Regions from separate parts of the Mus musculus genome. Here region 2 is linked to region 1. A link is a contact called in ENCODE Hi-C data. All regions are on one chromosome and are shown on one strand. The core of a region is the stretch at or near the end of the contact, and the rest is flanking DNA. Distances in the headings are between cores, read along the strand shown. Region 1 overlaps Igf2r (insulin-like growth factor 2 receptor). Region 2 overlaps Airn (antisense Igf2r RNA).

The links. Hi-C counts contacts between places; a loop is a spot of excess contacts on that map.
Region 2: a map of T-helper 17 cell shows a loop between it and region 1 (2.2-fold over the local background). The contact joins two enhancer-like sites. A Hi-C loop is called at or near these places in 5 of 37 maps with a recorded cell type or tissue (Patski, T-helper 17 cell, gastrocnemius and 2 more).

The regions. Positions count from the first base shown.
Region 1 is chr17:12,687,228-12,691,862 of GRCm38, reverse strand. It overlaps Igf2r (insulin-like growth factor 2 receptor), which reads left to right. Exons shown (of 48, transcript NM_010515.2): 41 at 570-706; 42 at 1,617-1,731; 43 at 2,727-2,873; 44 at 3,360-3,547. Among named protein-coding and RNA genes, the nearest start is that of Slc22a1, 14 kb to the right of the region's middle. Within about 2 kb of position 2,109, at least 2 of the 3 ENCODE cell types and tissues checked have a DNase peak (open chromatin) inside an H3K27ac peak, as active enhancers do.
Region 2 is chr17:12,808,713-12,813,347 of GRCm38, reverse strand. All of the region lies in intron 1 of Airn (antisense Igf2r RNA), which reads right to left. Among named protein-coding and RNA genes, the nearest start is that of Igf2r, 41 kb to the right of the region's middle. Within about 2 kb of position 2,792, at least 1 of the 3 ENCODE cell types and tissues checked has a DNase peak (open chromatin) inside an H3K27ac peak, as active enhancers do.

The DNA of each region.
Region 1 (4,635 bases), core at 860-3,359:
GTGGTCCCTCAAGTTTTCAAAGTCAGGAATATCACATAGCTGTGGGGTTTGAGGCTTTCATTGAGACACAGCCTAGATTGTCAGTGTATGGGGAGTTCTGGTGAGCACCCACAGAGACCGGAGCCCTGACAGTTGCTCAGGTTTGAGGGCAGGATAGGTTTTCTAAGACTTTTGCCAGCTCTTTTAGCACTGCCTTTGCTTTTTGAACTAATTACCCTGACTGTTCCATGTGGGGAGTGCCTGCTGTGCCAGGGACCCTGAGCCTCACAGGGTCTGCTGCAAATCAGGGCTGCTATGAATTGGGGGACTTAGGTGAGTGCCTGCTATCCCTCCATAGCCTTTTCTCCTGTCTGTACTGTGTCAGGGATGCATGGGGACATGCCACTACATGTGAGCCCGTTGAGTCAGCTACTCTGTATGGCTGCTTCACTCTCCGTTTCTTCTGCACCCCCAAGGCTATCAGGGAGTCAGTTACCTTCCAAGGTAGTGTGGAGTCCACAGGTCTGTCCAGTGTACTCGAAGTAGAACTTTCATTTGCCCTTTTTACACCCCTTTGTGTCATTCTGTAGGTACTTTATCAATCTGTGCCAAAGAGTATACAAAGGTCCCCTGGACTGCTCTGAAAGAGCCAGCATTTGCAAGAAGAGTGCCACTGGTCAAGTCCAGGTTTTGGGGCTTGTTCATACACAAAAATTGGAAGTCATAGGTAAGGCTCTGGGGTGTTTGTACTTGACTCAGTTGCTGCATCAAGATTGGCAAGGTGAGGCTGTCCCTGGTGTGATGGAGAAAGTGCCTGAGCTTTGGTGGAAACCCGGTGACTAGTTGAAGCATTTCTACCCCCTTCCTGGAACATGAAGTCCATGCTGTTTTGATACTCTGAGGCACAGGGAGCCTGTTCAAAGCACCTTCGCTGATCATGTTCCGGATGCACATTGGCTTCTCAATGTACATCTACACACATCTAAAAAAGCTATGGTCACACAGGGCGCTGTACAGATGGCTCCGTGTTCCCTTGAGCTCTTGGCTAGGAATCATGACACGATCATCAAGGGAAGGAAGGGATCGGCTGTTAGAGGACAGGCACATTTTCCCAACTAAGGGAGCACACAAGGACCAGGCTGTGTTGGGGGTTAGACATTCTACTCTGCCTCTAAGGCTAGAGTAGGATCCCGATTGCGCTGTTTGAACTACAAGGTGACATGGATATTGAAATGGAGAGGGGATTCTGAGGGAATTCCCATGGCCTTTAATAACAAACTCAATCAAGAAAGTGGCCTCCCTTTGAGAATTAAAATCTCAACACATGAACCAGCTGGGCAAACTCACATCTTAGGAATTCTCTATTCCCGAAGTTCCTGACTACTGTAGAGCTGGATGCTAGTCATATAGGTGTGGCCATGGAGGCTTAGCATTCATTCCTGAGGATCCAGGAAGCTCATGGTCTTGCTGCTTCCTTACTTATGGTGGTATGGGTTGAGTGTATGGGCCAGTAACTGCCATTGAGTATGGAGGGCACCTTTAGACAGCCGGCACTTGCCTTTGCAGTAGATTTTTAAGCCCCGATATTGTTCTGCAGTGCACTAGAAATAATGCCAACTCATTGTCTCATGTTTCAGATGAAACGGTCATTGTTACTTACTCGAAAGGCTATCCTTGTGGTGGGAATAAGACTGCATCGTCTGTAATCGAATTGACCTGTGCGAAGACTGTGGGCAGGCCTGCATTCAAGAGGTGAGCCACAGGCGAGCACACTGTGCTCTCTGCCTCCCCCATTTCCACGTGGGAGTTGGGAATGTGCACACAGAGGAGAGGGTGTCTGGGACTGGCACTGTGTGTGGCAGAAATGCCCACTGAGACTGAGGCCTTAGAGGACAGATTGTCTCCCACAGGAGGTACCCCTACTCCATCTGAGGGCTAAGGCCACCTCAGCTTTTTTAGCCTGGTTTGCCTTAAGAAACATACTCCTGAATCAGCTTTGGAGGTGCTGACGCTAGCCTGAGCAGTGCAGATCTGGCTGCTGCCCCTCATCATGGGAGAATTAAGGGGGTGCTGATTGCACCACCAACAAGCAGGTTCTGGGTGTTGCAGGCAGTTGTTGGGTGATGTTAGAGGGATTGTGGCCAACAGGGGGAGCATGTGAACTGCTGTTTTGGAAACTGCTTTGAAAGGGTCTTTAATTTCTGAGACTAAGAGACTATTTGTACAAGTCTCGGTTCAGAGCTTCCAGCTTCATATGCTAAGGCATTTTTATTGAGTTTGGTTTTTCTCTGTGGGGATGGGGGTTGAACCTAGGGCTTCGAGCAAACCAGGCAGGTGCTGTGCTCTTGAGCGGTAGTTCCAGCTGTCTTGTTGTTTGACACAGGATGACACTAACGTGTCCAGGTTGGCCTTGGATTTGTTCTGTAACTGTGACAGGAACTTGCCACCTTTTACCTCTGTCTCAGTGGCTGGAGTCACAGGTTTGTGTCCCTAGGGTGAGCAGGCACTGCATCCTCGTCTGCTTCCCACGTTGCTAATGTTATCCTCGTACTGTGCTGAAGCATAGTGACCAGGACAGTCGTCCTGGCCCAGAGCTGTCACTCACACAGTCCCCGTGGGGACCAACAGCGGTGGCTCCCAAGGACCCTTAAGAACCCGGGCGACTGCCTCTTGCAGGCCTCTCCAGCTATGTGTGTGGCAGCCTTGCTGTGTGTGGCCCCGAGGTAACCGTGTCTGCTCCCTCTCAGGTTTGACAGTGTCAGCTGCACCTACTACTTTTACTGGTACTCACGGGCTGCCTGCGCGGTGAGGCCTCAGGAGGTGACCATGGTGAACGGAACGCTCACCAACCCTGTGACCGGCAAGAGCTTCAGCCTCGGCGAGATTTATTTTAAGTAAGTGGAAGCCTGCCTGTTTGGCTGACACACACTCCGAGGGAACAAGACCGTAAGTCTTGCCCTGTAGGCATGCTGCCAGGTAGGCAGTCTAGGCTTCAGTGACAGTTGGGAAGTGACCAAGTTTGGCTTACACCAAGCAAAAGGACTGCTTCTTTGTCATTTGACACTCAGTGGTGAATTTCTTATAAAAAGCAGTTTCCCTCTGCCCTTACTGCTGGAGCCAAGAGTCTCGGGACACAGAGAGAACAAGGAACTCTGGGCTGACCAGCATGTTAGCTAAAAGTAAGGTCCATCTCTTAGCGGTGTCACGGGCTGTCTTGGGGCAAGTGCACTGCATGTGCTGTCCGCAGTGTGTGAGATAGTGCAGTCATTCCAGGAGGCGGGGCTGGGCAGGCCGATGTAGCGTTAACGGCAAGGAGTGTTAGAGAAGGGCTGGAGCATGCAGAGGAAGGAGTATGACCGCTGTGCTCTCCTCTGCCTCAGGCTCTTCAGCGCCTCTGGAGACATGAGGACCAATGGGGACAACTACCTGTATGAAATCCAGCTCTCCTCCATCACCAGCTCTTCTTACCCTGCATGCGCTGGTGCCAACATCTGCCAGGTGAAGCCCAATGACCAGCATTTCAGCAGGAAAGTAGGCACCTCTGACATGACCAAGTACTACGTCCAAGGTAACTCGCAGTTTCCTGTTAGTGGTTCCGGGTACAGCTTTTCACAGGGAGAGCTTCCCGTGCTCATCCACACACCCACGGCATGGCTGTCTCACACACCCACGGCATGGCGGTCTCACACACCCACGGCATGGCGGTCTCACACACCCACGGCATGGCTGTCTCACACACCCACGGCATGGCTGTCTCACACACCCACGCATGGTGAGCTCACACACCCATGGCGTGACAAGCTCACACACCCACAGCATGGCGGTCTCACACACCCATGGCGTGGCGAGCTCAGACACCCATGGCGTGGTGGCCTCACACACCCACGGCATGGCGATCTCAGACCTATGTCAGCTCCCTTTACGAGCTGGCGCTACTCTGATGGGCCAAGGCAGGAGACGTCACAGGGCACACTCACTGCGGCCTGGCGTTAACATGCTACATCCTCCTTCAGAAACGGCAAGGAGTGTTAGAGAAGGGCAAGAGGGAGCTGGTCAGTGGGGAAGGGCCCTCCCGGCTGCCAAGCCCGAAGACCTGAGCTTCACTCCTGAGACCCACACGATAGAGGGACACACACACGTGCATGCGCACACACACGCATACGGGCGCGCACACACATGCACAGTGGAGGAATCCTGGCAAGCTCAGTGAGATGGGTGTGGGAAGGTTGTAGATGGCACCAGGCATTCTTGTGCTCTTGTGACTATGTTCCTGGCAGGTCACATGTGTATCTGTATTTTAAATAACTTACCATTCACCATATAATTCTTGTAATTTGTTTTTTTGAACTGTGTGGCCCTATGAACTTTTAAAATAGCATTTTGAGATGATCAAGAGAACATGGACTGATAAGAGTGAGGTTAGATCAGGGTCCATTTATACACCAAGTACTAGCTCGGTGGATTTCCACTTCAGTCCCATTTGGAAATGTGATTGAACACTCTTGGAATTAACTGAAAACTGCTGTCTTGATGCATGCAGTTGATCACAGTAGATGTTTAGTAGATGGTAGTCACTCATGACAAGATGCTCATGGAAGGGGTGGGGTCATGTACAGCTCTTCCTCTGGCCTCTTGCTGGGCTGCAACCACTGTGGG
Region 2 (4,635 bases), core at 1,543-4,042, 120 kb before region 1:
ACAGAATGAGCCAGAGAATGAGAAGGAGCCAGAAGATTAGAACAGATTGCCAAAAGTAGTATGAGGCCAAGCAGAGCAATTCAGTCAGAAGCTGAAAGAAGCCAGTTTGAACCAGTCAGCATGAAGAGGAGTTTTGAACCAGAACTGTGGAGTTGACCAGCCAGCCAGAGTTCAAAAGCACTAGAAAGGGTAAGCAAATTCAGCAGTAAGTCTCAGGCTAAAAACATTCGAGGTTAGATAAGACTGTATAGAGGGGAGAAGCTTCAGGGCTAGGCCTCGGTTAGCAGACTGAGCCTCCTAGATGACAATTACATCAGGCAAATAAAAATAAAATTTACAGTTTGTAGCCCCCCTCCTTTTGGTATGGTTGATAATTTGGGGTTGAATTCTAAATACTGAATATCATAAATTGTCAGGACTCCTTTGTTCATATAATGAAGGTTGTGGACTCCTTAGAAATCCATAAAAAAAACCCTACTCCTGGAATTACAGAGACTAATTATACAGCAATACAATTCTGTTCACAGATCCTTGGGGGAGCCCATGAATCTCCAGGCTCTGTAGAAGTCTTGGGTAGAGAGAGGTTTCTTGCAAACTCCGGTGGTGTGCATAGCATCTGGGAATGAGCTACAGCTCAGAAGTCTTTGTCCATCTCTGGTTGGCCCTAGCTTGCTTGGGTGCATCCTTCCAGGAGGCCCTTTGATGCTAGATATCTTTGAACCACAAGTAAATCCCAACCACCCAGAGTATGGGGGCAGATTGCATTTGGCAAAAGCAAACACACTCCACAGATGATAGCCTCAGACAGACGGCGGCTATCAAGACATTTAATCAGAGGGCTCTGGCATTTCAGAATTTGAGGGTTTGGAGTTTTGTTGGCTTTGGGGAATAGGCAGAACTTAATAAGCCAATAAATTATTCTTCAGCTCTCTGGTGCAAGCTGTAAATAGCCTTTGACAGGTTCTGCCTGTCATCTTATGAAGAGCATTAACCCTCTCTCTAACATCTTTTTCTGAAGGAAAAGCATTTCCAAATATACATATTAATTACAAAATAATAAGACAAATGAAAGATTACAAAGGCAGTTGCATTTTTTCTTTTTCCGGAATCAAAAAGAATTGTTTAAAATATTTTTAAAGTACATTTTTTTAAACTTTTTATTAATTTACATTGTGTTTTGGCAACAGGCAAATTCGGCTTCTTACCAAATAGTGACTGGAGGGGGAATGTCACTGTTTAAATTTAGAGATCTTAATCATTTAGTTGGGAAGCAATTTTGCCTCTCTCTCTCTCTCTCTTTGAAAGCATTGCTGAAACCAGAGCATTATAGTCTTGCTTAAAAGGAAACAATAATAAATATAATCGAGGGTTTTCCATAACACGTAATTGCAATCACGGGGCCTGCTGGAGAAAAAAATATATCCTCCACATGATGTAGTCAGTCTAATATTATTTACCATACCTATTTAAATTAGCTCAAACCTTCATCAAGCATGTTCTATATGCCATGCACTGTGCTAAACACGAATACTGCAATATTGGCTAAGAGTCTAATTTTTATAGCAGGCTTATATGCTTTGTGCTAAGCACACCAACAAGCCAGGGCCCTGAGGCCCAACAAAACAAAACACAACTTGAACATATTTATTTTCGAGTTTAAAAATCCTATGTGTTTGTGCATGTGTGGGCATGTGTATGTGTTTGTGCATGTGTGGGCACGTGTATGTGTTTGTGTGTGTATGGGTGCTTGAGGTATGGGTGTCAGATCACCTGGAACTGGAATTATAGGTGGTTCTGATCTGCCCTGCTTCAATGCCGAGACCAGAGCGTGGCCCTCTGACAGCAGTACAAGCTCTTAACTGCTGAGTCGCCTTTCTAGCTCCCTAGCCCAAATCTTTTTAAAGATGTGGTTATTGTCAATGGGAGTGCAGTGAATTTTGCATTCAGAAGAATGCAGACATTGTTTTTACCTCCACTCTTCCCCCTTTCACCCATAGTTGACCCACAATACCCTGGACATGGATAGAAATCCAAGGGGCTTGGGAATGGACTTGGTGCAGAAGTCAAGGTGATATGAGGCATTTTCCCAAGCACATGGCTGGAACAAGAAGGGTGAAAAGCAGTCTTCTGGTTTTGGACTATCCTGGGTGGTGGTTCAAGATTTGGTGGCTGAAGAAGTGCTTGGTGACAGGAGCCTGGTATAGCTGTCCCCTGAGAGGCTTTGCCAGTGCCTGACCAATACAGATGGGGATGCTCGAAGCCAGCCATAAGACTGAGCATGGGTTGTGGGGGCAATGGATGAGTTAGGGGAAGTGACTTTAAGGAGCTTAAGGAGATTGCAACCTCATAGAAAGAACAACAATATCAACAAACCAGACCCCGCCCCCCACCCCCACCCCCCAAGATCTCTCAGGGACTAAACCACCAACCAAAGAGTACACTCCAGCTTCATATGTAGTAGAGGCATCAATGGGAGGGGAGGCCCTTGGTCCTATGGAGGTTTGGTGACCCAGTGTAGGGGGATGCTAGGGCGGTGAGGCAGAATTGGGTGGTTGAGTTGGAAAGGGGGATGGAATGGGGGCTTGTGGAGGGGAAACTGGGAAGAGGAAGAACATTTGAAATGTAAATAACCAATTAAAAAAATTTTCGTGGCTGATGCAGGGAGAGGTTATACCACAAGGGGGCACTATTGCTGCATACGTTTCAAGGCGGTGCTGTGGCAGGGCTGGCTAAAGATCTGCTCCTAACAAAGGACGTCCAGAGACTGTAATCAGGAAGGCTACCCGGAGAGGACAAGCCAACTCCTCCACAGAAGGAGAATAGGAGACTAAGTTTGTCGTGGGAAGGCTCTAGACTAGAGCATTTCAAAGGATCAGGGCACGTGGGAACCTGTGGAGACTGACTTGACAAATCCACTGGACTGACTTAGGCAGCTCAAGCATTTAGCTAAAAATTAATCTGTACCGTTTGAGGAGATTGCTGGGTGAAATCACGAGTCTGCAGGCTGAGCTGGGCAATATGTTATCTCTGAAGTAGTCAGGCCCCATTCAGTCTGCTGCAGGCCCCAATAAGAAAGACTTAAAGAGAGAACTTGGGGACTGCCTGACTCTTTGAGCTGGGACAGTGGCCTTCTGCTGCAGGGCTCTGCCGGTCTCCAGCGTCCTGTGCGCCAAGTGCACATCTTGGGAATTCTCAGCCTCCATAACTATGCCATGCAGTTAATATGCATGCATGTATATATGATTGTATCTATTATATACACATACTATGTGCTTTATTAGTGTATATACACTATATTAGTACACACATATGTCTGTATGTCTATAATATGTACACATGTTTATATATTCTTTTGGATTTATTTCTCTGGAGAAGCCAGACTATACAGCTTTTACAGAACAGCGTTTGTCTTATATACATAGGGTTAGGAGATGTTTGGCATAGTTTGTGAGCTTTGTAAAGTAGGCCGGCTCTAAATGGCTAAAACCATATTTGGCCTGGCAGACAGGCATAAACAACAGGGGAGATGTGGAGGACCATCACACAGGGCTCATTACAAAACAACCGTAAAGGGAAAGAGGAGGACCCTAAATTAGGAAAAGTCTCAACACTAACAGTTATCAATGCAATGAGCCGAGGGCCTTACATTCCAGATGAACTCCCTGTCACCCTTGCTTGTCCAGGTACAACAAGGGCTCAGCTAGCAATAGCAATAGGAACGAATAGAGTCACCGTGAAAAGCATCCTGGAAGGTCCCCCAAAAGTTAAATCTAGGGTACCATGGGATCCAGTCATTTTTCTAGTCCCATTCCCTAACAGACCAACAGACTCAAAGAGACCCTCATGTGTCCACGTTGTGAGCTAGCATCCTCATTTCTAGAACAGGTGCCTGTCAGAGAGGGACAGATGAGCAAGACATGGTCCATATGTGTATCAGGGAATGCAAGCCGCAACTTCTAATATACATACAGAGTCAGCCTTTGAGGAGACAAGAGTCCTGATCCATGCTTGGCCAGCAATGACCTCTGAAGCAATCCTGGATGGAATGAGGGGATTGTAAAAGGACAAACATCATATGATTCTATTTACCTGAATTCCCCTAGTAGCTAGACTCATGAGTCAGAGGGTGGAACAGTGGCGGCAAACCTGGAATCCCAGCACGGGGAAGGTGCTGAGCATTTCTGCTCTATGAATTTTAAGTCTTGCTATTGTGGGATGCTATGAGATGTTTGGGAGGACAATCCTGCCTGCTGCCTCTGGACTTCACATGGGCTGCTGAGCCTATGATCCTGACTGTGACCATCTCCCCCAGGCCTCCCCAGGCCAGGCTTCTTCATGATGGTGGCTGCGTTCCCTCTACAGTAGCAGCCAGTGCCAGTTGCCAGTGGCACCTCATGGATTCATGTTTCTGCTCTGTTTCCTTAGCCTACACTGCGAACATAGACAAGCAGAGACTACCCAAGTCACTTGGAAGGTCGAGGTAAGACGATCAGGAATTTGAGGCTAGCCTTGACTTGAGAGAGAGAGAGAAATAGAGAGACAGAGAGACAGAGAGGAACAGAGAGAGAGAGAGAGAGAGAGAGAGAGAGAGAGAGAGAGAGAGAAAGAGAGAGAGAGAGAGGGAGGGAGGGAGAC